Regions from separate parts of the Homo sapiens genome. Here region 1 is linked to region 2. The links are chromatin loops, found by intact Hi-C in ENCODE. Cell type or tissue: uterus. All regions are shown on one strand. Links, peaks and the distances in the headings refer to the core of each region. The heading gives the core; the rest is flanking DNA.

Region 1 (15,758 bases), core at 5,278-13,277, 67 kb after region 2:
TATTGGTCATTTCTAAACTTTCCTATTCCATACAACCAGTGCTGCTGAAGATGATCCTTGAGCATCTACACCTTTGCTCATATCTGTTTGTCTGTAAAATAAACTCCTAGAAGTGGGCATAACAAAATTAAAGAAAGTGCGTGTCTTCCATTTTGATAGCAAATGCCGGACTTTCAAGTCGTGGTTTTGCCCAACTCCATTGGGTACCATTTGTGTAGAATATGTTATGTATACAACATGACTCTGCTGATTACCCTCCAAAAAGGTTGTGACAATTTATACTTCCACCAGTGATGACTGAGAGTATCTTATTTTCTTGTCCATCTATCAGTTGGGTCTTACTCTTTTTAAAAAAAAAGTATGTGCCAAATCCATAGGTTAAAAAAAACCCTCATTGTTTTATTACACTTCATCAAACACTAATGAAATTAAACATTTTCTGATACATTTATTGGCTATTTGGATTTCATCTGTGAATTGTTTGTTTATGTTCTTTGCTAAATACTTGCAGTTCCCAAAGTATGTGGCAAGGCATGGGATATTTTCAATTTTAGGGATAAGCACAGTGACACTTGCCATCTGTCAGACATTATGTGAATTACTAGCACAAAGTAATTTATAGTTTTTAGCATTAGCTCATACTACATTCCTTTTGATGATGCTGTATCTTTTTGCAAAGTTGAGCATTTGGTAGTTGCTGTGATAAAAAAGCAAGTGCCCTGAGAAAATCCATGTGGAACAAGAATGAGTGGTGGAGTCCAAAGCTGGGGAAGCCATGAAGTATCCAGTAGGCACATACATCCCATTAGTGAGTAATTGTGGTTATTTAAGAATGAAAGGAAAATATTTTTTCTTTCAACTTATGTTTATTTTTTCACACAGCCACTAAGTTATTAAGGCATAAATACTTATTGGATTGTTTGGACCTAACTACTTAATAAATGGAACTCTTAGCTATTTCCTTTGGCCTTAGGGCACCCTGAAAAAATTAGTGAGGTACTAAAGGTGCTTTGAATTGAGAAAGTTTGAGAATTCCTGCCATATTTCATTCAGTTACTTTCATTTTTGTTATTGATTTGCAAATTTTGTTCCTTAGGGGAATTAGCAGATATTTTACCCCTGGTTTCCCTTTACTTTTTAATCTTCATAGTAGTTTTTGCTATATAAAAGTTTTCAGTTTTTATGTTGACATATTTATACATCTTATTTTCCCCTATTCATGGCTTTTTGTTTATTCTTTTAAAAAACACTTTTACCTGCTGATTATAAAACATGATATGAAACATATTTCATTCCCTTCTAGCATTTTTATAGTTTCTTTTTTACATTTGATTCTTTTCTCCGTCTGGAATTTATCTTAGTTTAAGGCTTTAGATAGGAATCCAACTATATCATTTCCCAAAGGACTGGTTGATTGTCTTAATACTGTTTATTGAATGAATCAATGTTTTCACTACTGTTCAAATGTCACCTTTATCATCTACTTAGCTTCCACGTGCAGAATTTCTAATGAGTTTATTTCTTGGCCTTCTGTTCTCTATTTCTCTTATAGCCCTTAACCGTTTTCTGTCTTAAATTTCAGTATGTACATCTTACTTTCTGCACTACATCATAAGCTCTTCCTATATTGGTTATTTTTGTGTCCTATACACTAAGCTATTTTATCTTTCCATTCTTCCTCCCTCACTAAATCTTTTTCACATTTTTATATTATAGAAATTTTTAGATATACACAAATAATATAATGAATCCCCATGTATCCATCACTCAGCTTCAAACATTATCAATCGATGGCTAATTTTGTTTCATTTATGCCACTATCAGTTCCCCTTCTCCTTTATTGCATTAAAATTAACTGTGTCTGCAGTGGGAAAGGGATAGTTTTTTCAGTAAATGGTGCTGGGAAAACTGGATTTCCACATGCAAAAGAATGACATTGGACCCTTATACCTTACACAAAAGTCAACTCAAAATAGATAAAAGATGTAAACATAAGACCTAAGATACAAAACTCTAAGAAGAAAACACAGGGGAAACCTTGACGTTGGCCTTGGCAGTGATTTCTTGGCTGTCACACCAGAAGGTCAGTCTACAAAAGCAAATATGGATAAAAGGATGATATCAAACTAAAAAGCTTCTGCGAGCAAAGGAAACAATAAACAAGTTGAAAAGGCAGCCTATAATTATCTTACCTCTGTTAAAATGATTTTTAACCAAGACACCGGCAATAATGAGTGCTGGCGAAGATACGGAGAAAGGGGAACCTTTGTACACTGTTGGTGGGAATGTAAATTAGTACAATCACTGTGGAGAACAGTTTGGAGGTTCCTCAAAAAGCAAAACTAGAATACCATATGATCCAGCAATCCCACTACTAGGTATATATTCAAAAGGAAGGAAATCAGTATATCAAAGAGATATTTGCACTCTCTTGTTTATTACAGCACTGTTCATAATATCCAAGATTTAGAATCAACCTAAGGCCTAAGTGTCCATCAGCAGATGAATGGTGTATTAGTTTGTTCTCAAGCTGCTAATAAAGACATACCCAGGACTGGGTAATTTTAAAGGAAAGAGGTTTAACTGACTCACAGTTCAGCATGGCTGAGGAGACCTCAGGAAACTTAACAATCATGGCGGAAAAGGAAGCAAATACATCCTTTTCGTGGTGGCAGCAAGGAGAAGTGCCAAGGAAAAGGGGGAAAAACCCCTTGTAAAACCATCAGGTCTCGTGAGAACTCACTCTCTATCATGAGAACAGCATGAGGATAACCACCCCCATGATTCAATTACCTCCCTCTGGGTCCCTCCCTCAATACATGGGTTTATGGGAACCACAAGATGAGATTTGGGTAGGGACACAGCCAAACAATATCAAATGGTAAAGAAAATGTAGTCCATATACACAATGCAGTACTGTTCAGGCATAAAAAAGAATGAGATCCTGACATTTGCAAAAATATAAATAGAACTAGAGGTTCCATGTTAAGTGAAATAAGCCAGGCACAGAAAGACAAATTTCATGTTTTCACTCATTTGTAGGAGCCAAAAATTAAAACAATTGAACTCATGGAGATAGAGAGTAAAATGATAGTTATCAGAGGCTGGGGAGGAAAGGAAAGGGGGATAGTTAATGGGTACAAAAATATAGTTAATTAGATAGAATGAATAATATCTAGTATGTGATAGCACAATAGGGTAACTACAGTCAACAATAATTTATTGTACATTTAAAAATAACTAAAAATATAATTGGAATGTTCATAACAGAGAAATGATAAATGGTCAGTACACATCGTATGCCTATATCAAAATATCTTATGTACCCTATAAATATATACAGCTACCATATACCCATAAAAAATAAAATGTAGCCAGGCATGGTGGCTCATGCCTGTAATTCCAACACTTTGGGAGGCCAAGGCGGGTGGATCACTTGAGGTCAGGAGTTCAAGACCAGCCTGGTCAACATGGCAAAACCCTGTCTCTACTAAAAATACAAAAATTGGCCGGGCGCAGTGGCTCACTCCCGCCTGTAATCCCAGCACTTTGGTAGGCTGAGGCGGGCGGATCACGAGGTCAGGAGATTGAGACCAGCCTGGCTAACACGGTGAAACCCCATCTCTACTAAAAATACAAAAAATTAGCCGGGCATGGTGGCAGGCACCTGTAGTCCTAGCTACTCGGGAGGCTGAGGCAGGAGAATGGCGTGAACCTGGGAGGCGGAGCTTGCAGTGAGCCAAGAACGCACCACTGCACTCCAGCCTGGGCAACAGAGCGAGACTACATCTCAAAAAAAAAAAAATTAGCTGAGCTTGGTGGCCCATGCCTGTAGTCCCAGCTACTTGGGAGGCTGAGGCAGTAGAATCACTTGAACCTGGGAGGCAGAGGTTGCAGTGAGCCAAGATTGTGCCACCACACTCCAGCATGGGCGACAGAGCAAGACTCCATCTCAATAAATAAATAAAATAAAATGTGAAAAAAGGCAACCTACAGATTGGGAAAAAGTATTTGCAAGCCATGTATCAGATAAGGGGTTATTATCTAAGATTTATGAGTAACTCATACAACTCAGCAGGAAAATATATAACCCAATTTAAAAATGGGCAACGAACTTGAATACCCATCTCTTTTATATCTCAAAAAAGATGACATGAAAATGTCCAACAGGTATATAAAATAGTGCTCAACATCACTAATCATTTGATTTGCATTCAGATGAAATCAAAACCATTATGTGATGCCACCTCACTCCTCTTAGGATAGCTGTTATCAAAAAACAAGAGATAAGCGTTGGTGAGGGTGTGCAGAAAAGGGAACCCTTGCATCCTGTGAGTGGGCACGCAGATTGATGCCTCCATGATGGAAAACAGTGTGAAGATTCCTAAAGAAATTACAAATAGAACCATCATAAGACCCAGCAAATCCTGCTTCTGGGTGTGTATCCAGAGAAAGTGAAATAACCTGGGTATCCATAAATGGATGAATGAATAAAGAAACTGAGATAGATAGATTATGTGCAGTAGAATATTATTCAGCCTTTAAAAAGGAGGAGATCTTGCCATTTGCTACATGAATGGACCAGGAGGACACTTTGCTGAGAGAAATAAGCCAGACACAGAAAAGTGTCGCATGATCTTAATTATATGTGGAATCTTTAAAAAAATAATAAAAGTCAAATATATAGAACGGGAGAATAAACTCATGGTTAGTGGTTACCAGGGTTGGAGTATAGGATAGGAAATCAGATGTAGGTCAAAGGATACAAAGTAGCAATTACGCGGGATGAACAAGTTGAAAGATCTAAGTACAGTATTAGGACTATAGTTAATAACCCACTCTTGCCCTGGAAGGTGGTGGTAGGGATGCTAGTTACTATGTGAAATAATGAGTATGCTAATTTGTTTCACTATAGTAACCCTCTCTCTCTCTTTCTCTTTCTCTCTCCCCCTCTCCCTCTCCTCATAACATGTTCTATACCTTAAATATACACAATAAAATTTATTTTAAAAAATTAACTTTGTCTTGACTGAACAAATCATCTGCATTTTTTTATTATTATTATTATTTTTTTTTTAGTCTCACTCTGTCACCCAGGTTGGAGTGCAGTGGCGCGATCTCTGCTCACCGCAACCTCCACCTCCCAGGTTCAAGTGATTCTCCTGCCTCAGTCTCCCAAGTAGCTGAGATTACAGGCACAAGCCACCACACCCAGCTAATTTTTGTATTTTTAGTAGAGATGGGGTTTCGCCATGTTGGCCAGGCTGGTCTCGAACTCCTGACATCAGGTGATCCACTTACCTCGGCCTCCCAAAGTGCTGGGATTACAGGCATGAGCCACTGCGCCATGTATTATTTTTCATTAGTAAGTTTTACTACATTAAGAGTTTCTTGTTGATCTTGATACTCTCTCTTTCAGAAAACTCGGTAGTTGAAGATCCAGATATATAAGCAAGATAAATTATCAAATATAAACAGCTCTTCCTAAAGAATTTAGACAGATTTATTTTACAAATAATTTTATAACTAGATTTTCAGAAATGTATCTGTGTTCTAAAATTAGAAGCTTTTTAGTTAGAGCAGGTATTATGTTAGTGTTTAGTTAATTTTAAATTCTTCATATGCAGGCCTTCATTTGTATGTTGGGTTAAGGTTGACTATCTGACACCACTGTCCAAACCTTGCCCTTACGAACAGCTTGGGGGCCCTTGTTGGGGGCCCTTGACAAGTCTCCCCTGTGAAGGAACTCATAATTACTTTATAGAATTTAGAACAATAGGTGAGAGATTATCCAAGACAAATGTATACTTTCTCTCTTGTCAATACTATTTCCCCCAACACCTTGGTGTGACCAGAGTTTACAGAGGTGACTTTTAGCACCCCAGCTGCTGCTGCAAATGCAGCTTCTGTTCTGCCACCCCTAGCAAGACCGTGGTAGAATTCCGAATCAATGAATCCTCTGTTTTCAGCCCCTCTCCCTGCCAGATAAAGAGCTCTATACTCTAGAAAAGGATAGTATAGATTGATAACCATGATGATGGGATTAAACAGTTTTTTAAAATCATCAAATTAAAGGAGATGTTGGAGCACTGAAGAGAAAAACAGTGAGTTTTAGGGTGGGAGTGGGGGTAGTTGAGGAAAGCTGGGGAGAGTTTTATGGGGAAGGTGACGTTTAAGCTGGGCCTTACTTTATTAATGGAATTTCAGTAGGTGGAGTTGGAGAAGGTGGGGAGACAAATGATGGAACGTCCTGGCCAGGAAAGCATTTGTAAGTTGTTACGAATGGGAAATTGTTCTTTGTGGCCACAGAATAGGTTCGTAAAGTGGAGGAAACAGAAATTAAATCTGGAAAGGTAGATTGAGCCTTTAGTGCCAGCACATTCTTTAGGAGGTTGAAAGTCATTGATGGATTTTGAACTTGAGAGTGATGTCCTCAGAGCTTGGCTTTAGGAATATTTCTTTGCTGGCCATTTGTAAAATAAGTGCTGGAGGCAGAGACCAGGCAGTTAAGTTGTTTTTAGCATCTGGGTGCAAAGTCTTCTTGCTCCTGAACTAAAATAGTGGGAGTGTTAATAGAAAGGAGGGGATGGATTTGAGGCCCAAAGTGAATTTCCAGTCCCCAGCAGGCTTTGTGTTTTTGTACACTGTAGTCCTTAAAGATATTCACGGCCTGTTTCCTGTGATTCTCTCCCCAAACTAGAATCAGCTAGGAAGTAATTACACTTTGTACTTAGCATCCTTTTCCTGGCAGCAACACACAACACAGTAAGGTGTCATGTTTTGGGGACTTAGCAAGACCATCCTAAGGATGTATTCTTACCCAATAAACAGGTTGAAGTTTAGGGAAGCAACCACATGAAATGCTTCCTGGCTGGCCCTCTAGCAGATTGGTGGATTCATGTGGACAGCAAGTGCCCACCAAGCACTTTCTTCTGGGGAATGACCAGGTTGAGGAATTCAGGTATCCCAAGGTTCCGGCTCTAGCCCAGTTGGGCTGTGAATAAAAAACAACATGTTGAGCTCTGAACAGATGATATAAGTAGGTACTTATACCCAGTAAGCATGGCACCCTGCATTGTGGAAGTCAGAGGCAAGAGGGGTGCTCCTGAGAGGCCTACGGCCTAGTTGGGGTTCAGTTAATATGCCTGAAGCGGAAAACAAATCCTAGCCCACACTGGAATGACTGCAAATGACATACTGTATTGTTAGAGACCTTTCTCTCTCTTGCCTTCCCACCTTGCCCTCCACTCACATACAAACACAATCTGCATTTTGAATAATTTTTGCTGTATCTGTTTCCCAGCAGTGATGTGATTGGGCTTGTTTCTGTGAATTAGAAAGTTTAGATTCCTCCCTCAGTCATCTCCCTTTTACCCTTTTACCCCCTTTCAATCTGACCTAGAGCCATAAAATACTTCTGCCTGCCTGCCTGCAGTTCTGTTTGTATGAATTAAGTCGACAGGATAAATATTCACATTCCCAACTACAGGCTGAAACAATGTTTGCCTGTTCTACCCAGTGAGTCGAGAAAAAAAGGGGGCCTGACATCACCCTATACTGTACATTCCCAGCATAGATCATTTATTTAAGTCCCTGAAAAAATACAGATGTTTTACCAGTCGAAATAAAATCCTGTGTAAACACTAAGGAAAATGTGGCACTGACTTAGCTTTGGGGGTTGAAGCAGTGCAGGGAGAAAACTAGGCAAAATGGCAGATACAGAAATTTTATACTTGGCTGAAGGTGATAGGGTCAAAAATATTCACCTGCAGTCTGCATGCAGCAAGGGAAAAACATAGCATTTGCTTTTAAGAAAATACAGTTGCAAAAGTGGACAGGTTTTTTAATCTTCAGAATTTGAGGTTTTTAATGATTACGATACATTTCCCCCATTTATATCTGACCTTTGAAATGAGCATCTCTTTTCTTATTAGAGTTGTCTTTTTTCATAGCCTGTCTAACCTTGTCCTGTTATTGCTGGATCCTGCTGGTTTCTGGAGCTCAGCTGCTGTTGATTTTATAAGGGGGAAAATTGCCTGGAAGCCATGCTTGGTGAAGAGGAAAACCCATCTCAGCGTTGCATTCCCAAACAACCATATATCATCTTGATCTTGTCTAACACAAGTTGCTATTTTAGTCCAGCAGCATAAACTAGACATATTTTACTGGTGCAGTGCAAGTTTTTTCAGGGAACTGCCTCATGTCTCTTTTTAGGCCCATGGCATTTATTCAAAGAGCATTTCAAAGCTGCCAAAATGGACCCCATGCTTTGCACAGATGCCTGGGGCTCCCCTGAGTCTCTCTGTGTTTAGAGTGGAGGGGTGAGGGACAGAGGGTAACTGCTTCCAGGTTCTCCAGACTTCTCAGTTCCCCTCAAACTTTCATTAAGGCTTGCATCTCAGGGGCAAGAAATCAGCCTACTCACTGACACCCTCCTGCAGTGCATTCCCTGCTCCTCCCAGCTGCTTCCATGACCACCCCCTCCTCAGGGCAGGGCTGACAGTCCCATCTCTTGGCAGTTCCATGCCTATGATAGTCATGGATGATGCTGTTGGCTTGTACTTGTTTGTTTCATAATGTGCTTTCAGTCTTTTTCTGATTGGGTCATAACCATCTTAGGGCAACAAAGCTTTCTCCTGTTTCTTGTGCTGATGACCCCTATGTCCACCTCTAACCCTTCTCCAAGGGACCTATTACAGCTAGGGGTAAGCATCTGTCCTCTGTTTTTCCCAGTGTGATTATTAATAGAGCTCCCTTTTGTCCCTGAAGAATTCTTTTTTGCGACATAAATTATCCTAAGTAAAGCAGTCATCACACGGATATTCCCAACCAAACTCATTAATTCCCCTCCCTCATTCCCAAGCCTGCTGTAGATTCTCTTATAATCTCCATCTTGAAAGATGCCCCTTGTTCACCAGCTGCCCAAGTTAAGAGGCTCTTTCCTGCGCCTTAACTCCATGTCTAAAGCAGTTGCCAAGCCCTGCCTCTGCAGCCCGCAGAAGCTCTCTCAGATGTATCCTTTCCTCTCCTTCCATTGCTGTTTTAGTTTAGATTGGGGTGGGGTGGAGATGTCACAAAATCAGAATCCTACCCGTGCCAGGCAGGTAAGTGAACCAAAGGGGGATGAGTATAAACACAGGGGCTCTCTGCCCATTCTTTGTTTTCAAACTTTTAGTAGAGATTTGGGTTCAGTAAGTATTTTATTTTTTTCTTGATTCTCCGAAAGTTTAAAACAAACAAACAAAAAAGCCTAAGAGCTTTGATAAATGGCATTGACCCTCCGTCTTAGTGACTAGAGTAACAGGCAATAGTAATAGTGGTGACAGCGGTGGTCTAGAGAGTGCAGTTCTCATCTCCGGGGCCAGCTCCTGCTGCTCAGCTCCGGCCAGGTGACTGTTTGCCCTACAGGAAGGTGGGCCGCTATAGCCAGATCTAATTTTTCAAAATGGAAATCAGGATGACTTTAATGTGAAATATCCCAATTCATAAAGGTTGATTTAAAAGTACTGTATGGGCTAAATAAAACATCTGCAGCCACTTTTGGCCCAAAGGCTATTGGTTTTGAGCCGCTGGTTTCAACCCTCCCCTCCTCTTGTCTAGACTACTACAGTAGTCCTGGGCATTCCACCCCTTCTGCTATGACCTCCACACTGCCCCTGGCTTTTTTCTCCAAGTTACAGATCTCATCACCCAACAGCACTCTCTGAAGAAATCTTTGCCGTCTGCAGAATAAAGTACACATTCCATGACATTGCCTTTAAGGTCTTTGTCTGACTAGACCCGACTCCTTTCTCCAGCTGTGTCTGCCACCACCCTGTGCACACCCTGGCTGTTCTCTGCGCACACAGGACCACTTGTTGTCCCCTGAGTAGTACCAATATTTTTAAAAATTAAGAGACTATTTTTAGAACCATTAGATTTAGGGAAAAATTGAACTGGTAATACAGAAAGTTCCCAAATATTTTTCTCCTCCCCACCTCTTTCCCCCAATTTTCTCCTACTATGAATATCTTGTATTTATGTGGTGCATTTGTTACAATTAATGAAGCAGTATTTACACATTATTATTAACTAAAGTCCATAGTTTAAGATTCACTCTTTTTGTTGGCATTACCAATATTTTAATACCCTTAAAATGTGTTTTAATTGTTTTCACTGCTTGCATACCCTTCCCTCGATTCTGGCAAGACTGTTTTTAAGGCCACGTATGCATATCACTCTTTCTGCAAAGTCTTCTCTGACTGTTTATTTTTGGAATGGGGCTGGAAGAGAGGGAGCAGACAGAACATGGAAAAGAATCAACATTGTTATCACTTCCCTAGTGCGTGCCTAGTAGTATATATATTCTTTTAAATCTCTCTACAGTCCTACAAGTTAGATATTATTATACGCCATTTACCATGGAGAAACAGAGGTTAAGTTGCCCAAAGCCGCAAAACTGATAACTGGTTTACACCTATCTCTGCCCGGCTTCAAAATCCATGCTCTTCCACTTTCCCATGAGGCTGGATTCTTAGCACTAATCTAGCCTTCCTGCCTCCACCATCAGATGAGGCATCCACTGGGATGAGGAGTACGGCGTGATTCAGCTCTCCGTTCCACTCCAGACACAGAAGTCGGCACTACGATAGCTCACAAAACCCAAGGGAATGTGTCCTAAAGGAGTGAATATAGGAAGAAGCACCAAACACCAACATCGTTTTTATTTGGCAAATGCTTGTTGAATTCCTACAGTGCATCAGACTTGTTGGAGGGGGAGGTCAAGCATACAAACAAAAGTGATGACGATGCTGCCATGCAGGTTGTAAATCATGACCAGGCAGAGTCAGGAAAGCTATTGATTTTTCATGTCTCCATGACTAGAATGTAAGCTACAGGAAAGCAAGGAACTATCTGGTCTCTGCTGCAGCCCCTTGGACAGTGCCTGGTAATAAGAGTTGTTTAATAAATATTTGTTGACAATGTTTGCCAATTTAGGACACATAAAATGACACTGAACTTCTGAGTTCTCATGTGTGTTGGCAGTTAATCATCCTCCTTGGTTCTGGCAGCTTTGGTTTCTCTGTGCTTGGTTCAGTACAGGCCTGGGTCTGACTGCTTTCTTAGCCTCAGAATTCTTTGGGACCAGAACTTTAGGAAAGTGAGGAAGAAAGAGTTGCCTTGCTACTTGCCATCCTTTAAGAGCTGGTGGACAAATTGCCCTTCTTGGGAGCTGCCGGAGCTCCTGAGTCTGACCTTGATCAAATCTTAGTTTCAAAGGGCCTGGCCTTATACCTGGACCTCATGCCAAAGGATGGTCTCATTTTTCTTGAACCCAACACACTAAATGTCTATGAGGTTAGTTGTGTATTCAAATATTTTTATTTTCTTAAAGAAAAATATCTCAAAAACACTAACCTGTTTCATACAATTGCTTATAAAACTTTCTTTCCTTTCTCTTTCCCCTGTCTTCTCTTCTCCCTCTCCTTCCCTGCCCCATTTTTTTCCATGACTTCTCTGACCCTGGCCCTTTGACATGCTTATTTCCGCCACAGTTCTTTTCAGCGTACCTGGCTCTCCATTTGTCTCGTGTAAATAGATCGCTCTCCATTCCTGGTGAATAACCAGGGTCACAATTGTCTGGTTTGTACCCAATGTGACAGAATTGTAGGCTGATTTTCATAAACCAGAGCTACCAAGCGTTTCAAAAACAGTCTTGTTTTTGCCAAGTAAGGTGAGCAAATATAGGACTAAGTTTAAACATCCATCAGGAGTTATTTTTGAAGTGATTGCTTCTAAATGAGAAGCATTTGAAAATCTCACAGGTTTCTTTACAAGTAAATTCCGAAGTCATGCATTTTGCTGGTGTCTGCTGATTAATTGCGATCCTGTGACACCATGAAAAGCCCTGGTGGTTGGTTTTGTGCAGCTGTAGAGAAAAGTAAAGCAAAGCCCAGTGACTTTGCCAGCTCTTTCAGGACAGTGGGGATTCAGGCTGAGGAAGGTATTTTTTCCCTCTGGCAGTCACCACATAAGAACAGAAGCTCCAGCCAGACCCATTGCTCCAGACTCCACGTCGGGTGGTTTGGGTCCCTGCGGGGGTGTGGTGAAGGCATGACATTTGATCTGTTGCTTCTGAAATAACAGATCCATTATTAGACAAAGCATTTTCAGTCTCCACATTGGGACTTGTGTGCACTCTCCTGTACAGTTACTTCTGTTTAGAAGAAATTTATTTTGATTCTCTAAACAGAAGGTGCTTGGCATGTATTTGTTGTTGGTGATTGCAGACGTCTGACCCAGTAAAACCTGCCAGTCTACCCATTTAGGGTCTGATGACTCTGGATTGATTTTATCTGGCCTTTTCTGTTTCTCATTACCCCCTTCCGTATCTAACTCTCAATTATTTCACTATTGTCAGCCCATTGTTGATAGGAGAGAAAGAGAGGAAAACGTTGAATCTGGTTACACAGAAAGAATCATTCACAGCTCTAGAGAAGGATATAATAGGGAAAGAAAACAGATGTTATTAAAATAGACTTTCAGAGTTCTTAGTGTGTTTATCTATGCTTACTTTGCCACACCCACCTCTTCCTCTTGATTTAGATAAGGAGGCTGGAGACTGAAGGATTTCTCTTGACTTGCATTTCTCTCCTTGGCACTAGCCAAGGTCAAAAGATCTCATTTATGCCCTTGTCCTTATTCTTTGTCTGCTATAGATTTGTACTCCTCACAGAGGCTTTGCGGATGTCATTGCTGAATCCAGTACATACATACGTGCATACATGCATATACACGAGTATCCTTGTATAAGTGGGGCACGTCTGCATTGCTGCATTCACTCCTGACATCGAAGGGAAGATCTGCTAAAAAAAAAAAACAAAAAAAACCCTAAATAGTTACAAACATCACTGCCCAGTATTTGCTAAGGCAAGAATTAGTTTGACCTACTTCTTTAGCCACGACTGTTCTAATGAACTCAGACATGTAAACCAGTTTAGACTCTCAAACAATGTATTTTTCTTTAAATTTAAGACTTTGACTTTAAAAGGCACATTTTATTTTCATGTGCGACAGCTAACATAAAGATGTTTGCATTTCTTTGCTGAAATCAGTGTATAGGTTGTTTGTAACTAATAAACTCTTGTGGCAGATGATTGTTGGGCCACAGTCATCAGTTTTGGGGATTGTGTGAGAAACCCATAGCAAAGTATGGATTAAGGACTTGGGTTTCTCGGCACTGCTACATCCTCCAAAACCAACATGCCTTTCTGCAAAGAGACCAGAGCTACATTCTGCAGGTGTCTGTTTTCTTTGAGGGGAACATTTTAAGGAAACTTAAAAGGGAGGAACTGAGCATTTAGGAAAAATATATTTTCACAGCAGGATTTTTTTTTCTTTTTTGGTTTAGGTTTTTCATTTGTTGCAAGCCTACTCAGACTCCAAACACGGAACGAATTCAGACTTCCAGCACGAGCTGACTGACATCACTGTTTGTACCAAAGCCAAACTCTGGCTGGCCAAGAGGTATGTTAAAATCCCACATGAGCAAGGAGTTATCAGGGGTTAGGAATACATTTGAGAATTGCTGTTTCTAGTTGTGGGGAGTTTTAAAAGTCATTGGCATGAGTTTTCTAAACTTATTGGAGTATTTATCCTTTTAGAACTTTGGGTTGTGGTAAAGAAAGAAAAATATTTTCTTGACAATTTTTCTAAAACTGCTAAGTGACTGAGGGGCATGTAATATGGCTTTTTGTCTGCCCACCAATCAGCTTGTTTTTGTTGAAACCTGCTGCGTGCCCAGTCCTGTGTTAGATATTATAACAATGAAAGGCAGTAATTGACTAAATCATGTGGTACAGACTCTTAGGTGCCGTGGCAACTCAGAGATTAGAGATTGCTGTAGGCTTGAGCAGGCACTGAGGGACAGATAGGGTGTGAATAGCAAGAGGGGATGGAAGTTGCCTTTCTTAGGTGGGTAGTAAGGTAGCTTGAATAAGCAAGGCAAAAAAGAATAGAAACATATTTTTCATCCTTGCCATTGTTAGTTTATCCTGGAACTTAGAACATTTACTGTGTGAAAGATGAAGGAGTAAAAGGAATTTCTCATGTAATATACAGGGAGTCCTCTCTGTAATGCCATGTTCAAAATCTGTGTTGCAGGACTCTGGTGGTGGTAGGATAGTGTTAACTGCAAAGGCCCTCCGTAGGTCCTCTGTAAGTTCCACCAGAGTAGCTCCAGAAGAGGCGCATGTGTTAGTGTTACTACCTTTCCTGCCATAGTACACGCATTTAATTAAGAGTCAGTTTATTGGCCGGGTGTGGTGGTTCATGTCTGTAATCCCAGCACTTTGGGAGGCTAGGGCAGAAGGATTGCTTGAGCCCAGGAGTTCAAGAACAGCCTGGACAACATAACGAGACCCCATCTCTACAAAACAACGACAACAACAAAAATTAGCCAGGTATGGTGGTGCATGCCTGTAGTCCCAACTACTTGGGAGGCTAAGGCAGGAGGATGGTTTGGGCCCAGGAGTTTAAGGCTCTAGTGAGCTGTGATTGCACCACTGCACTCCAGACTGGGTGACAGAGTGAGACCTTGTTTCAAAAATAAATAAATTTCTGATGCTTAGAGTTTGAGAAACAAACAAGTTGAAAAAAAAAGAAAAAAGTATATTGGCTGTCTAAAGTAGAAGCCTCTCTTTTTTATTTTTCAAAAAGTGTGCTTTTGGTCACTTTTGTTGGGCTCTTACCTTCTGTGGCAAGTCAAGTAATGGGCTGTGTGAGGCTCTCAAATCAGTTTAATTCAACAAAGCATTGTTGAGCACAGGCTACCTGCTAGCCTTTGTGTTAGGAGATATAGGGATACAAAAATATAAAAGAGCTAGTCCTGGCTCCAGGGACTTCCAGGAAGTGAGAAAGACGTGTATAAATAATTTTCATCTGGTATATTAAGTATTATAACAAATGTCTGTAGTAGGTACAGCATTACGCCAGAAGAGGGGTGAGAGAGGGCTGACATCAAACTGGCCATCAAGAGTGAGCCAGAATTTTGCCAAGTGGCCAACACAGGTAGGGGAATTCCAGGCTTAGGTAACGGCATAGGCAGAGACACAGCAATATGAAACGGCACTGTAGGTTTGCAGAACCATAAGGAAGTTAGCCCTCTGGAACCTAAAGTGTAAGGCACAAGTGGCAGAGAATGGGGCTCAGGAAATATGCCCAGGCCACACAGTGAAAGCTCCTGTAAGAAACCTTTTGGTGAAGGAGCCAGCGGTGGATTTCCCAATGTGTGGATGTGTGTATCTCAATTATTGTCTCAACATTAATAGCTTTGGATAGGGATATTGATGGAGAAATTATCTTGTGTCTGAAATGCCGGTAAAGTTATTGGGAGCCTCTCATTTTTAGTCTGTTAGTCTATTCTCCCTTTTTTTAGACAGGGTCATGCTCTGTCACCCAGGTTAGAGTGCAGTGGCGCTACCACGGCTCACTGTAGCCTTGACCTCCTGGGGCTGAAGTGATCCCTCCGCCTCAGTCCCCTGAGCAGCTGGGACTACAGGCACACGCCACTATGCCTGGCTAATTTTTGTGGGGTTTTTTGGTGGAGAAGGAGTTTCAACAGATTGCCCAGGCTGGTCTCGAACTCCTGAGCTCAGGTGATCCACCTGCGTCGGCCTCCCAAAGTGCTGGGATTACAGGCATGTGAGCCACTGCACCCAACTTGTTTTCTCCATTTTATTTAGAGAGTAGGAGTTGCTTACCCATGAAGTGTTTACCCA
Region 2 (15,758 bases), core at 3,996-11,995:
TGAGCAGAGATTGTGCCACTGCACTCCAGCCTGAGTGACAGAGCAAGACTCCGTCTCAAAAAAAAAAAAAAAGAAAGAAAGAAAGTAAAGCTACTTATTTGGTAGGTATATGAAGTCAAAAGACTGATGCTGGTGACATAGCTTCAAATGCTGGAAAGTCCAAGTGAAAATTCTTTTGAGGAGATAGGGAAAGAATCTCTTGCAACTTTATAGCATGATGCTTTATGATTATGCTGTTAATGGCTAAAAGTAGCCATAAAAAAAATGAAGGCAAGCTAGATTGCATGCTTATCAAATTTGTGAGCAAATTAAGATTCAAAATAACCTTCAAGCATAGGACTGACAAACACAAATTCAGGCATAAGACCATTACCTCTGAATGGGGAGGAAAGGGGTGAAATTGAGGAGCCATGTACTAGAAGCTACAATTTTATTTGTGATGTGTTCTTAAATTGGGCATTGGGCAAATGCTTGAATGTCATCCTATTCTCTAGATTCTTTTCGTTGTTGTCATCATTTTGTATGTCTGATGCAGTTCATCATTTAAAAGTAAGATTCGAAATAGCCTGGACCAGCCTGGGCAACATAAGGAGAACCTGTCTCTACAAAAAATTTTAAAAATTAGCCAGACTTGGTGATTTGCGCCTGTAGTCCCAGCTACTTGGGAGGCTGCGGTGGGAGGATTGCTTGAGCCCAGGAGGTCAAGGCAGCTCAAGTGAGCTGTGATTGGGCCACTGCACTGCAGCCTAGGTGACAGAGCGAGACCCTGTCCCCCAAAAAAGCCTTGAAAGACTGGATTGATGGGATGAGACTATCAAGATAACATTTAATAGAGATATATATCATTCTGATTTTTTAAAGAAAAGTCAAAATTATATACATACAAAATGAGGGCTATCTGGCTTCATAGCAGTTTTTGTGGGGGAAAAAATATCTTGGTGAATGAGATATCCTGGTGAACCATGAGAAAGCAGCATGACACTGTTGCTGCTTCCAGATAGTGGAGGCTGTAGTCCCCCTGAACTCTGTTGGTTAGCCTAAACCCACATTATTCTCCTTATTATTCTGTTCTGGGCTCCCCATTTTAGGAAGGTCACTGAAGAACTAGTATCTGTCGAGGGGAGGTGACCAAGATGAGGAGGAAACCAAACATCTGGAAACAGTTAGACTGGAGAAGACTTAGTGGCAACATGATAATGGTCTTTATATACTTGAGAGACTGCCATATGGTAGAAGGCGCATAATTTCTCTTTTTTGCTCCCAATGGGAAAATGGAAGATAGATTTCAGCTTTTAATTTAAAGAAGAATTTTGTGAAAATTAGTATTCTCTATCAAGGAAAAGAACATATTTCCATAATACTGAGTTTGCCCATCAGCAAAAGTGTTAAGTTTTCAAGGAAAACTGATCACATGTTGAGCATATATCTGCAGCGCACCTGAGGTTGGACTGGATATCATCAAGGTATCTGTTTGGCATGCCTTATTTCAGAATAGGTGAACAACTCAGCTGTGGATTCTGAATGTTCAGTGAATGAAATGATCAACCTGCCTCTAATCCTGTGACAATATTTGTACATTTTTGTTTATGGGTCCTTCGATCTCTCAAAGAAAAGAAGTTGGGATGCCATTCTTGGCATGGCCCAAAAAGTCACAGTGGTTTGCTCTTAAATGGCACCCTCCAGGAATTAATCTACTAAAATTTAGCATTTAAGTAACTTCTGTAACTGTGTTCTGGATAGTTCTGAAAACATATTTTTGGCCTATGAGATGTTATGTCTGAAAAGCATTCTTTATTAATTTAATTACCTTTTTTTGTGGTTCCTGTATTTTTCTCCATTCCAGATGTTGGCTTAAGCCACATTTTCTGACAAGCAAAAGAACATCTGAGTCTTTGAGAAGTCAGAGATGCTTTTCTAAAGAGTGGTTATAGTAGATAACTCTTTATTGTCCCAATTTCCCAAAGTATCTTGAACAGAGTTGCCTGGAGAGAGAGTACAGGGGTCTCCAAGCCTTGCTCATTACAAGTAGAAACACCTGAGAAATAGGGCTTTGCCAGTACTGTTGACATAGAACTTCCTGCCCTGGCCAGCACTCTACCTGGTCTGTGGTTACTACTAAATTCCATGAGGTTCAGAGAAGGGAATTATAGGAAAGGAGTATGCCCCCACCCTTCCCCCGCTGCCCAGCCATCCTAATCTGCTAACAGTTGTTGGGTGAAAAAAGGGTTCTGCTATCCCATAATTCTGTGGAAACCCTGGCCCCTTGGTTTCACTATGTGACTGTCTGATACCAGGTCAGGCTTGGGACCAGATTGTTGAGGCACAGGTGTTCAGTGCTGCTCAGTTTTCTTCTTTGCTTATAGGCCAAACTTGCAAAACATGTAAATGCCCCCAGTGTTATCTTCCATGGGGTATTTGTATATTACAGATACATACATTTTGAAATAAAGCAGTAAAACTCTAATGGTGGTGTTTTAGGCCTTATATAGGGAGGATCTAGAAGCAGAGATTGGAAGGTTGTTTCCTATTGCTGGGGAAATCACATTGTTTGGGCAGCTACTTACTCTGCCTCCTTTTTACTGTGCCTAGCACTTTATTTGGAGGGCTGTACTCATGGCCCTCTGAATTTCTGAATTCTACCCAGGGTAGCTGAGGTTCAGCATGTAGTATGAAATTATGTTTTGCATTATGTGTCTTTTTTTGCAAATAGTTCTGGCATAAAAAGATACCTTGTTATCTGTCACCAATTTTTATCTGTTAGTTCCTAGATAGGGGCCTGGCCAACTTCATTTCTGGTGCCAGATCTCTTTAAGACCATTTTCTAAATATGTTTTTGAGCAGAAGGAATGAGGAGTTCACCTCTTATGGAATGCATTGACAAAGCAAACTAGAAAAACAGAACTTGTAGGGACCAGCTTTTCTTCAGTGTTATCTGTTATCCCAACAGGCCAGTTTAGGTCATGTTAGAACAAGTGATTTGATCTGCACACAGTCCCATTCTTAGGTGAAATTTCTGACAATGATGATAATCTATGGCCTATTGCTGCCATTCATACTAGAAGTTAGAATCTAATCAGTTAATTGAGTAACCAAGTATTTGTTAAACATTCATTGTGTACCTAGCTAGTGTTAGGTCTTGGGTAAGATGCAAAGTAAAGAAAAATGTCTTTATGCTTAAAGAACTTACCGTCTAGCTAATAAGGTAAAATACATGCTTGTGAACCTGATACCGTGTATATTAACCACTTAATTATATGACATATACACTAAGGACTGAGGCCTACAAAGAAGGGGAAGAGCATCAGTGGGTTGGAGAAGTCCGGGAGGCTTTCCCAAATAGCAAGGCAGGAAGAAATGTGGGAGTTCAGTCTGCCATCTCAGGGACTTTTAGAAATCACCCATGGTGATTAACAAGTCATGTGAGAGGAGTGAAAAGTCAGGGGGATCCAACAAGGGGAAGATTGTGATGGAGAGTTTTATGATTCATAACTTGGAAGGCATCATAAAGAGCTTTGCTTCCACTTGAACCAAGGGCGACCCAGGAAATTCACAAAATAAATGGTTTGCTATTTAACAGGAGAAACCATTGATGGTGCACCTTTGGTAACTTTAATAAAGAACAGTATTTGTCCTGAGTGTTGCATTTAAGTCTTGTGGAAGTAATGAATTGTAGTGGGAAAAAAAATTTAAATTTAGTAATACTTAACATTTTAAAGTATCTTAACAGTGTTTTTCCATACAGAACTTTTATTTCCTTGTTCTTAAATTGTTTCTCAAAAATTGTAGCAAAGGTGCTCTGCAGGCATTTTTAATGCTGAATTGAAGGATTTCACATTACCAAGCCCCAAATGCTGACTGATAGGCAGTCATCCTACACAGTAGAGAACATTTTAGATCAAAAATGTGTTTTTTTCTTCCAGAAGAAAATAAGAATTGGGAAATAGAATAAGAAGGTAAAGATAAATTATAGAAGGCTTCAAATGAGGACAAGGAAAAATAATGACATAGTGTGTTTCGGTTAGCTTTCTCTGACTGGAATGGGTTTTCCCTTTCCCTCTGGGCCTTGGCCCCCACCGTCTATTTCTAATCTTCTAGTAAAAACAAGCTACACATGTTACATCAGCTGCTCAGGATACCTTCACCCTCACGTCCTTTTACTTTTTCCTTCCTCACTCACTTTGAACATTGTGACTCTTGACTGCTCATCTTGCCTCCCTTCCAACCAGTTATAGACATTCTCTTCTTCACCATTTATTCTTCTCTGTCTCTTTATATTGTGATCACTCTTCATCACCAGTTCATCCTTCCATTAAGTGTATTTACTGAGGGCCTACTTTGTGCCCTTGCCCAACCCAACACCCCTACTCTCATCACCTCTCATTTGCAAGAGAAGATGTGGAGGCCATCAGGTGTGGGTTCTGTCCATGGAGAAACCCACTCCACCCACAGTCCTCTCCTTTGTTTTATAGCCAGGCTCTAGGAAAAGGTGGTCTGTGTTTAGTCTCCATTTTTCCCCTTCTTAACCCACTGCAGCCTGGCCGCTTCTTCCACTGCCTCACTAAACTGCACCAACAAATAGGAGTGACCTCCTTATTAAAAAAGCCACTGGGTGCTTTTCATTCCTTCTCATTTCTGCTTTTTCTCTGGTGTTTGATGCTATTGCAGACTCCTTTCTTCTTGAGTTCTTTCTTCTGTGGCTTCTCTGGCCGTTATTTCTATCTCTCCTTGGAGGGCCCCCTTCCTCCCGCTGCCTCTCAAACATTGGTATACCTGTTTGTCCTGCCCTCAAACCTTTTCTTTTTCACTTTGCATGCTCTCTCTGGGGTTATCACTCACCTACACTTACCTGGTCCTAGATCTAGAACTCATATAGAATCACAAGTTCAACTTTCTATTGGACAGCTTCTTCTGCATGTCTCACACACATCCAAAAGTTGAGAATTTCAATTACCTCTGCACACTGAAGTTTGAACAGCCTTCTTTTAGGGCCTAGTACAATGTCTGACATCTTGCTCTACCTGGCTAGCTGCAGTCAGGGAACTTCTTTAAGGGAAACATATCAGAATCAGGACTCAGGGTGGCACAGAGGTTCCTCCCGCTGTCAGTGACTGTGTTCATGCATACCCAGTAACAAAGGAGCATTGGTTTAAAAAATCACTGACTTCTGAAAGCGCTCCAGTAAGCTTGAAATGATTTGCTTTGCTTCTTACGTTGATTATCATCAGTTTGAGGTAGCAAGTAGCAGGTGCTTGTTCCTTTCTTTGGAGGTGAAAAGCCAAGGCCCAGAGAGAGTAGACATAATATGCCCACATTCAAAAAGTGACTCCCTAAGGAGTCAGGGCAAATTCATTTATTCATTCACTCAACAGATATTTATTGAAAACAATTATGTTTCAGGCACTAGAAACAGAGTGGTGAATCAGACAGATACAGTTTTTGGCATAATGAGGTATCCTTTTTGACGATGCTTCTTATCTCTTCTTTGCTCCTATTTTTTCCATCCTGATTAGTGATAAATGATAATAATTAGCAAATGTTTACTATAAGCCAGGCAATATTTTAGGACTTTACACATATTAACTCATTTAATCATGATGACAGCACTATCAAGTCATTGTCGTTACTATCCCATTCCACAGAGGGGGGGAATGTTGGGCAGTAGGAACTTTCTAAATGTGTCCTACCTAGCTCATACTGGTAGTGATAAGGCGTGAATTTGAACCCAAACAATCTGACTCTAGAACCCATGCTGTTAGCGACTGCTTTAGCTATTCTAGCTCTTAACACTGTAATACTTGCTTTTGCTCATCTGTTTATGATGCTGTGTCTGTGAAGTATGACAGGGTAGTTCTCAGCATGCCAAAATTAACCTGCAGCTTTACCTAACAAACATTTGGACTTACTTTGCTTTCTTGAGATATTTCCCCCCTTGGGCATTTCGTTGGCAGTAGTCTCATTTTCTAATCTGAAATCAGGAGAAAAGGAAGAAAAACTTGCAATAAAGCTTAAGTGGTTGTGACAGGTTGCTAAATAAAACTGGCTCAACTGAAGTTTTGAGATTCTTGAGAAACACTGAGAATTTCTTACAAAGGAAATTTTCCTTATTATAATAGGAAATCATGGGTCATTGCACAGTTATAAGTGTCTTAGTAAAGAGAGAATGTGGCTTGAGGCTAAGAAGCCTAAAATCTTAATGAGATTATTTGTGGGCTGCTATTTATGCATAATTTTTAAACTCTTAGAAAATATGTTTTCTATCTGTCTTTAGTATGTCATCTTAAGTTTCCACTGCTTTACGTAATTTTGAAAATCTTTAGGGTTGCTAGAAAAAAAAAACAATAATAGCAAATGTTTACATAAGAATTTAAGTTTAGAGTGTACTTTCACATATAGTAACTTGATTGTTTCTCTTTTTACTCTCTTATAAAGAAAACAGCCACTCCGTCTCAAAAAAAAAAAAAAAAAAAAAAGAAAACAGCCATGAGGATATCAATTCGTGTTGAAACTTTTTTAAATTGCCAATGTTTTCTTATGCAGTAATTGTAAACTGATTTGGAAAAAAAGGAAATCTAAATCTGTGAAGCGTTTACATTACTGAATAGTATGAAAGGAAGGTTTTGTTACTTAAGATTGCATATAATAACTTCAGGAAACTGCTTTAATGGATAAGTAACAATAGCATCTGGTTGTTAGTTGATCATCTGTACTCCAAGGCCTCTGAAGTGGGTTCACACCGCCCTTGGTTTGCCAATTTTATATCTTTTATGTACATAGTCCTACTGCCCTCTTTTCATAATTATCCAAAGGTTACCAGCCAAAACCTGTGTGGAGGGTACACGGAGGATGAGATGTGTCCCCTGGGGTTTTTGCATTAGGGAAAATTCCTGATCTGGGACATTTGTGCCCTGACCACCAGCCCCCAAGAGATGCCACATTTTTGTCTACTTTAGTTGAAAACTCTCAGTCCTACAGTAGGCTGTAGTAGGCCTCAGTCTGAATAATCACAAAACCAAGAAACATTAATGAGATTTTTCTGTTCAGTTTCTACAGTGTCCGGAGCATTAACAAAATATATATTTGTATGAAATCTACAGGCTACTGTGTAAATAAGCCTGCTCCCTTTTGGTTATTAAATCATACAGGAAAGAAGCATCTGTTTTAGCAGAAACTGTGGAAAAATATATCCAGGTAGCCCAGGAAAAGTTGAATTGTTACTGACAGATGTGTCACCACAGACAAGAAAAGAATTTACAAAGCAGTGGACAGACAATATTTTCAGACAATAATCTGTCTTTTTGGGTGATGTGTGGGTAGCATTGGTTTGTTTCTTGCCTGAATGTTTATTCATTTTTTTCCCAGGAGAATCCCTTTTGCTCAGCTTCTTTCTGGTTTGGATAAAATGAAAAGTAAAATTGACTTAATACTAATTATAACCTGCATAATTCTACTGAAGAGAAACTTAAGAAATAGAATTATTTTTTCTAGTTAAGCTTCAGGGTCATATAATTATTATAATTCAATCATTTATTATCCCCCCACCCTTTTTTCTGTGTGATTTAAGACATCAGAATTTAATTTGTAGCCAGAATGAAAACTGGACTTAAGAAAAGCTTGACTAGAGAGAGATTTGCATTCTGCTGCGTGGTTGAACATGTCTCTAAAGTAGCAGCTTTAGAATGCCATGTCCTGATAGAATTCCCCGTTGAAAGCTAGCCAGCAGAGCAGCTTCCTTGTGTCCTCCTCCTTGCCTGACCCACCGTGAAGCGTCACGAGGGCCCTAGATATGAACCTCGGGGGCTCCACAGCCTGACAGAAGAGAACTAGTGTCGCTGGGCAATCCATGATCTGGCACAGAAGCCCCAGGCTCTAGATTTTGTAATTGGCCACCCACCCTGGCCCAACCTTGGATAAATATTCCTGAGTTCTAAGTAGGATGAGGAATTTAAATCCCTGTTTTTTCCTGAGTTCTTCCATAACCAGTCCACGACATTGTTATGAGATCTGAGTGGAGTGCCCATGCTTGGAGAGGGAATAAAGGGAGCACGTTCTACTACTACTAATGAATACATACTCCCATTAACAGTCCCTTTTTCCCTAGGAATGATGCCACTGGAAGGGCCAGATGTGACTCCACTGTAGTCACTGACCCAGACCAGCTTTACCCCTAGGGTAATTGAAACCTATATTAAATGATTTGACAGGTCATAAGCAGTGCCCTCTACCCACTTAATTTTCTCAGATGCCTCCTCCATTATGAGCTAAACCTTGTAGATTTTCATTCTTTTAGTATATGGTTTTGATCCCTTCTAAAATGGACATCTCAATGAAACATAAATTACTTAAAAGTTATTAGTAGTCATTTATGCCATAGTATGAATTAGTTTACGTTTCTTTGGTTTTGACAGGAAGATAAATAGAATACGTTGGGGAGAAAATGTAGAACTCGAAACAAAGGGAGAAAGCAAGTTGCCACCTTTGGAAGACTGCAGTGATTTCTTTCCCATTAGAATTTGCTCTCATGTTTTCAGTGAAGCATGGCATCGTGTTTTCCATTCACCTCTCCTTTCTGGCAGGGAAAGACTTGGAGTTCTTTTTACAGCTTTAACTCTTTCTTACCCCTTCTAGATGTAGTTCCATTTCCTTTCTAAGATGAAAGCTTGTCTTTGTGCCCTCCCAGAATAGTTCCAAGCAGCAGAACACAGTGAATCCTTCCAGATAAAAGACCCTGCTGATAAAGTGCCAGATTGTTATCAGAGAAGCAGTGAGGGGAGTCAAGTCCCTACCATTAATTACCTAGTTACAGTTTTGTTTATATCCTGTTCATTTGGGGCATGTTTTTCTTGGACAGTTTCTAGTCTGTGTTCTGAACTGAAGTCTGAAGTTTGTAAAAATCCCAAAGGTCAAGGAATAGTGGGTTCCTTATTTTCTGAAAGGTTTAATGGCAAGGAAGAGAAGATCAAAGTTTCTATCTTTCATCTGGAAGGAAATAGACAAATGCTTCATTTTGGTGGTTCATTCCTCACCTCAAGCATACAAACCATAGTATGTTGGATGAACTCTGACTTCGAATACCTAGCCAAGAGGTTACCTGGAAATAGAATGACATGTATCTCTGTGAAGACGTGAGTATCAACCAATGAATGACTAGATATCCACGCATCAAGGCCAGAGTCCAGTTGAATCTAAAATAAAGCTTCTTGGTAAATGTACTTGATGCCACTGAACTGTACACTTAAAAATGGTTAAAATGGTAAATTTTAGGTTATGTGTGTTTTACCACAACAAAAGTAAATATTACTTCCTGACAGCTCCAGTGCTTCAGTCACAGTTGCAAATACAGTTGGACCTCATCCAATCATTTATGGATTCAACCAACTGTAGATCAAAAACATTTGGAGAAAAAGTAAACACAACAATAAAACACAATGCAAATGTAAAAACAATACAACATAACAACTTACATAACATTTACATTGTATTAAATATTATAAGTATTCTAGAGATTATTTAAGGTGTACCAGAGGATATGCATAGGTTATATGCAAATACTGTGCATACTTTACATAAGGGACGTGAGCATCTCACGGGTCCTAGAACCAATCCTTTGAGGATTCTGAGGGCCAACTGTACAATATGGGTGGGCTGCATGGCCTGCATTATTTTGAATGGGATTGCTGTTGCATATAAAGCATTATGTATCCATTTAAGAACTGTGGGACTGTGAGTACCGAATACCTTAATGAACAGAAGAAGATGAAGAGACCATTTTGTCACCATCATACAAACATACTAGGAAGTTTGGGATTGGAAAAGAGCCCTTTCTGTCTTGAAAATGATTGACTCTGAACCATGATAGCCACTCTCTTTCTACAAATGAACCAAAAGAAGTGGCAATGGGTCACTTGATGGCTGAAATAGTAGTGCCTAAGGCTTTGATTATCAAATAGTGATATTGATATGTTCCACAACTAGAAATGTAGTATTAGGTAAGGCAACCTCATCTGTGGTATCTGGCAGCCATTAAGTAGCCAAGCATATATTTCTTGACCGTATTAAATTTGTATCTCACCTTATGCTGCTGTATTAGGTTCTGTCCAAAACCCAACCCATCTTTGCTAATCAGACTGCTGACTTACGATTCAGCCAGCCCTCTTAGCCTCACTGGTGATGGGGCGGGGGTGGTGGTGGGGTTTTAGGACTAGACTGTTGTGTTTTTCTCATCAAGCCAAGAAACTTCTCAGACCCTGCAAACATGTTACCTGGTAACATAGCTACAGTATGAATTTTAGGATAGAAAGAAGGAAGGGAGGGAGGAAAGGGAAAATAAAGAAAATAGCCCTATGACATAGCTACAGTATGAATTTTTAGGATAGAAAGGAGAGAAGAGGGGAGAGAGGGAAATAAAGAAAATAACCCTATTTCAAATCATGAAGCTTTTTTTATCGTTAACCCCAAATGCCCTTAACTCAGAACTCTGACCAAAAGATGTCTCTTTTTTCCCTGTGTGTATTGAACTCATGCACTCATGCCTATCATCATTTGAAGGTAGTTATGAGACATTCATTATGACTTCAATAACTTGCACATATTTAAATTTAGTGTTTTCTTTAGAAAAGGCTAGAAGATGTAGGGATTTAGGAAGAAGTTAAGGTAAACTTAAAATATATAAAAGCTCACTTTGAGTGAAAACAAGTAAAAACAAGCCCTGACCTTCTCAGAGGTAAGAAAAGTTGAAATTAAATGTATTCTTTAGGAAATAAAGACTTTGCCAAGAATAGCATGGTTAGTTAAAGCAGTCTGGTGTGGAAGGTGTGTCTTTTAAAAAATAAGATTTCTTTACTTTCTTCTTGACTAATGGTTTTGTCAGAAGAACCATTTGAATAATAAATGAAATGCTTTGAAGTATATAGGGGAGTGGAGAACTTTTCTGTGACTTGTATGAACTGGTGATACAGATTATAAACTAAGTGATGCCAAATTCCACCAGTTTACCCAGGCTCTGAACACTAGCAAATGTAGTCAAAGCCATAGAAATCTGCTGATGAAATCATGAAAATGAACAGAAGTGATCCAGATTGTTTAATTTCTTTTGAAATATTATATTTATTAGATTTTAGCACCCAAAAGTTAAACAGTATTGAATTTCACACATAGCACTTTATTTTTAATCTTGGGTTGAAGATTATGCACTTGGCATGACTGAAGAGTGACTCATACATTTTGCACCGACTTTATTATTAGTAGTATTATTTTGATAGGCAAGGAAGAAAGCCGGGGAGTAAGATGATACTGAATTGAGGCTAAATTTGTTAATTGATTGAACTCAAACGGAAATAAAGAATGTCACTTAATTTTCTTCTTTTTATATTCATGTGTGTATCCCCTGTGAAGACTTTGAATGCTACTCATGTTTAAAATCCAACATAAAATATCATCTGATCATCAAAATTGGCAGTGGGAATTAGCAGTATTTTCTTCTAATTAATGTCTCAAACTGTGCCACAGCTAAAATCTCATCACCTGGACACTTTGAAAGATGTGACCAGTATTCTTTACTGACATGTTTCCCATCTTAAAACACAATCACCATGAAATTAATATACCAAGTCTTGGTCACAATCCAGGGAAAGACTTGAAGGCAATGTGATTCTTCTCATAATTAGCAGCCTAATTAAATGCTAGAGGGCTTCAGCTGTATAATAATGTACCGTGCTTCTGAACAAAGATACCACCACCATTGAAACTGTATACTTGTAACACTAGTATATTTTTAATTAGTGGCAGGGTATAGGTGTATGTAATCAGTTTTGTTTCATCTTCTAACTTTGCACAGCAGTCTCCATTGTGCATTCATTTGGAATATATTGAAAAATAATCCACTGATTTGGCTTCTGTTTGTCAGAATTTAGGGTGACTAAAACTAGTATGAGTTGACAATTACCTTTTCATGATGGAATAAGCAAATTAAAAGGCTGTTCAAAATATTAGAAAGCAGGTTTAATCTAATCAAGTTGGGGGGAGGGGAATCTTTTACCTTAATAACCACTACGAAATCATACCGCTGAATACAGCAGGTGAGTTTATTAAAGCTGGCCCAACAAATTTGACATCACTTGGTTGAATAATTGGAGCTGTCAAGTGTCCTTAAAATGAATAAAATTGAATTTCTTTTAATATGTGCTATTGTTGTTCACTTCTATGGTGGTAAAAATATCAGAGATGGGGAACACTCATTTTTGCAACTAGCACAGGCTCTGCAGTGAGACAGACTTGACTTTGAATCCTAGCTCATACATTCATTCCCTTTGTGAGCCTGGGCAAGTCAGTTAACTTCTCTGAGCCTGTCTAGAACATGTGAAAGATTCAGAACATTGTCCAAAAAAATTTTTTTGTTTTTTAATTCTTGTGTGATTGTTAGGATTTAAGTGTTTATTGATTTGATTTTTTAAAAGAGCACAAGGGAACATTAATTCTGGTTGTAAAAGTTTAAAGGAAATAGCTGGGCTTGTTTAATCTGAGGAAGAGAAGACTTGAGATGTTTTGGAGATGGAGCTGGAGGCTAAGAAAGCAAGACAGAATGTATAACAACTTTTCTAATGTATATGAAAGATTATTCTTTTAAAAACAACTTTATTGGGGTACAATTGATGTAAAATAAACTGCACATGTTTAAAGTGTACAATTTGATATTTTTATATACCCATAAAACCATCATCACTGTCATGGTAAGGAACATAGCCATCATCCTTTGTAATCCTTACCCAACCTCCCCTCCCCCACCTCCCTGGCAATGATTGTTTTATGTTCTGTCAATACAGATTAATTTGCATTTCCTAGAATTTTAAGTAAACGGACTCATACAGGATGCATTCTATTTTGTCTGGCTTTTTCACTCAGTATAATTATTTTGAGATTCAGCCATGTTGTTAGGTATATCCGTAGCTTGTTTCTTTTTATTGCCAAATGGTATTCGATTGTATGGATATACTGCAATTTGTTTGTGTACTTAGCTGTTGAACGACATTTATGTTGTATCCATCAACTAGTAACAAATAACTTGCTAGGAACAATCATGCACGAGTCTCCTTTTGGACTTAGGCTTTCATTTCTCTAGTGTAAATACACAGGAATTGAACAGGTGAGCTGCGTGGTGAGTATATATTTAACTTGTTAAGAAACTGCCAAATTGTCTTCCAGAGTGATTATACATTCCCACTAGTAGAGTATGAGAATTCTAATTGTTCCATATCCTAGCCAACACTTGGTATGCTCAGTCTTTTTAACTTTAGCCTTTCTAGTGAGTATATAGTAGTATTTCACTGGGGTTTTAATTTAAACTTTACTAACGTCTAAGGATGTTGGGCATCTTTACATGTATTTGGCATTCATATATCTTCTTTGCTGAAGTGTCTGTTTGAAGCTTTGACCCAATTTTTCTGTTAGGTTGTTTGCTTTCTTTTCTTCTCTCTCTTATTTTTTTTTTTTTTTTAAGAGATGAGATCTTGATCTGACACCCTAGCTGGAGTGCAGTGGCACAGTCACAGCTCACTGTAGCCTCAACCTCCTAGGCTCAAGCAATCCTCCTACCTCAGCCTCCTGAGTAGCTAGGACTACAAGCACATGCCACCATGCCTGGCTATTTTTTTTATTTTTTGTAGAGACAGGGTCTCATTTTGCCCAGGCTGGTCTCGAACTCCTGGCCCCAAGCAATCCTGCTGCCTCAGTCTACCAAAGTGCTGGGATTACAAGTGTAAGCCATCATGCCTGCTTTTGTTTTCCTATTATTCTGAATATATTTTGGATACAAGTCTTTTAGACATAGATTTATTTCTTTCCCTGGCATGTAGAACCAGAAAAACAAAATTAAATTGCAGCAAGAAAAAGTATAATTATACTGTATAAGGAAGTATTTTTTTTGACTGGCAGTATAAACATGGGTACTGGGATAACCAAAGGAGGATGTCAGACTTTCTCAGGGGTATTTAAAAACTGACTGGCAGTAGTCTATTTGGGATACTGTAGGCATGCTGAAATATGACTCAACTTACCTAATTGCAATTTTCATTTGAGAAAAGATACCTTGAATGAGTCTGTTGCTAATATCTCAATATCTGTTGCTCTTTTGTGTCATTTTTCCAGGCCAAAAAAAAAAAGCAATTTTTTGGAATTTTTCAAAACTTTCCTTGTACTTTATTATTTTTAAAAATTCATTCTTTCTGGTTTTAGCTTGAAGTGTTTCTGTGAAACATGAGGAGGGTCATTCAGGGGCATTAATTAGCTTCAGCAAAAACAAAATGCAGTCTCTGCAAAGTAATCAAATTAAAAGAAATACTCAAATTTCTTTCATACAGCAGTAGCACCAATCATTGTTTTAGCTGATGGCACTGGGAAGATTCATTTAACCCTCTGTAGATGCAAAATAATTAATGAGATTCTAGAGAAGAGGTTCTACATGATGAAAGGAGTTGGAGTGGTTGTAGCCCTCAGAAGAGTAAAGGGTGCTTTCATGATGGGATTCCAGTAGAGTTAATGAAGGGTTTTCCTCTGTGTAGAAAACACTGGTCATTTGTTCTCCAACTCCACAGAGGCTCAAACTAGAGAAGATTGGCTCCAACTATAGAAAGATTGAGTATGGTTAGTGTTAGACATAAAACTTTTATTATTAGCATCAATATTATGAGATTAAACAATGGAACAAGAGAGGTCATAATGATATTTTAAAATAAAAAAGATAGCTATCTGCCTGGAATGTTTAAATGTCCATGATTGAATTTTGTTTTTGAAGGGGACTTTGGAGATCATTTACTCTAATAAGCTTTTATAGATGAGGATGTGAAAGGACATTATGTAACTTGCTGTGGCCACATTGTTAGATACTCATATTTTAATTTGAGGATGTCTTAAAAGTAGCCTTGCGTAAGAGACTCGAAGGAAACCATGTAAGTGCTTCTGCTTCACAGTAGGTTTCACTTCACCAAAAAAGTCACTTAAAGCTGATGACTGTGTATTTCTTCTACACCCAAGAAAATTCTGCCAATGTGCTGACATGTATGTGTCTTTTCTTGTCATTAGTAATGTTGAAGATTTTTATTCTTGGGCAGTTCAAACTTGTCTTTAAATAAATACTATACTTTGCTCAGAGGCAACCTAATCTTCTCAGTATCGTTCCAATTTTAGTATATGTGCTGCCGAGGCAAGCACAAAATCAATACTATACTTTGAATGACTGTAAGTGATTTGACCTGAGGTGATCAGTACTGAGAGAGGATACCAGGGGACACTGCCACAGCATTTGTGGAACCTGTCGCAGTCTGCTGTGGGGTTCTTCATAAACTGTTGGTTGATGGCTGCAACTTGGTGGATGACTTGCTTCAAAGTCCTGGTGACTAATTTGCCTTCCTTAAAGATAATATTGAATAAAGCTTTAGGCTTTGTTTTGTTTAACACTAGTTAGAGCAGTAGGAAACATATTTAGACTACCAATTCCTTATGTATGAGACCTGCAAATATGCATTCCAGCCATTGAAATTAGTGGGATAAATTGCCTACAAAGGTTTCCTCATTCATTATCACAACAAAAAAATTGGCACAGGACATTTTATTTGGTTGTGGTTACATTTTATTTGGGAATCCATCATTCTTTTTATGTTCCCATAGACTATCTAGAGTGAAAACCCACATATATTTATATAATATTATATACTTTATTTTAAAGGGTTTATCTAAGTACTAAAAATGAGAGAAAATATTTTAAAGTA

Evidence for each region. Peaks named below come from ENCODE experiments on the same cell type or tissue, not always from the same donor. Only the 100,000 strongest peaks of a DNase experiment are listed, where the experiment ranks them.
Region 1: it touches region 2 in a loop (2.5-fold over the local background); 6 of 110 quality-filtered maps call a loop at or near these places.

Annotation. Positions count from the first base shown.
Region 1 is chr2:43,341,870-43,357,627 of GRCh38, reverse strand. THADA (THADA armadillo repeat containing) reads left to right here. Exons shown (of 38, transcript NM_022065.5): 30 at 13,391-13,506. Among named protein-coding and RNA genes, the nearest start is that of LINC01126, 120 kb to the right of the region's middle. In uterus, for the core only: a CTCF peak has its summit at 11,876; DNase peaks (open chromatin) are centred at 8,070, 8,477 and 12,030; H3K27ac peaks cover 7,715 bases.
Region 2 is chr2:43,407,750-43,423,507 of GRCh38, reverse strand. All of the region lies in intron 28 of THADA (THADA armadillo repeat containing), which reads left to right. It also overlaps the pseudogene RNU6-958P. Among named protein-coding and RNA genes, the nearest start is that of THADA, 180 kb to the left of the region's middle. RefSeq lists an enhancer at 15,056-15,235. In uterus, for the core only: no CTCF peak of the experiment used is centred there; a DNase peak (open chromatin) is centred at 7,740; H3K27ac peaks cover 7,145 bases.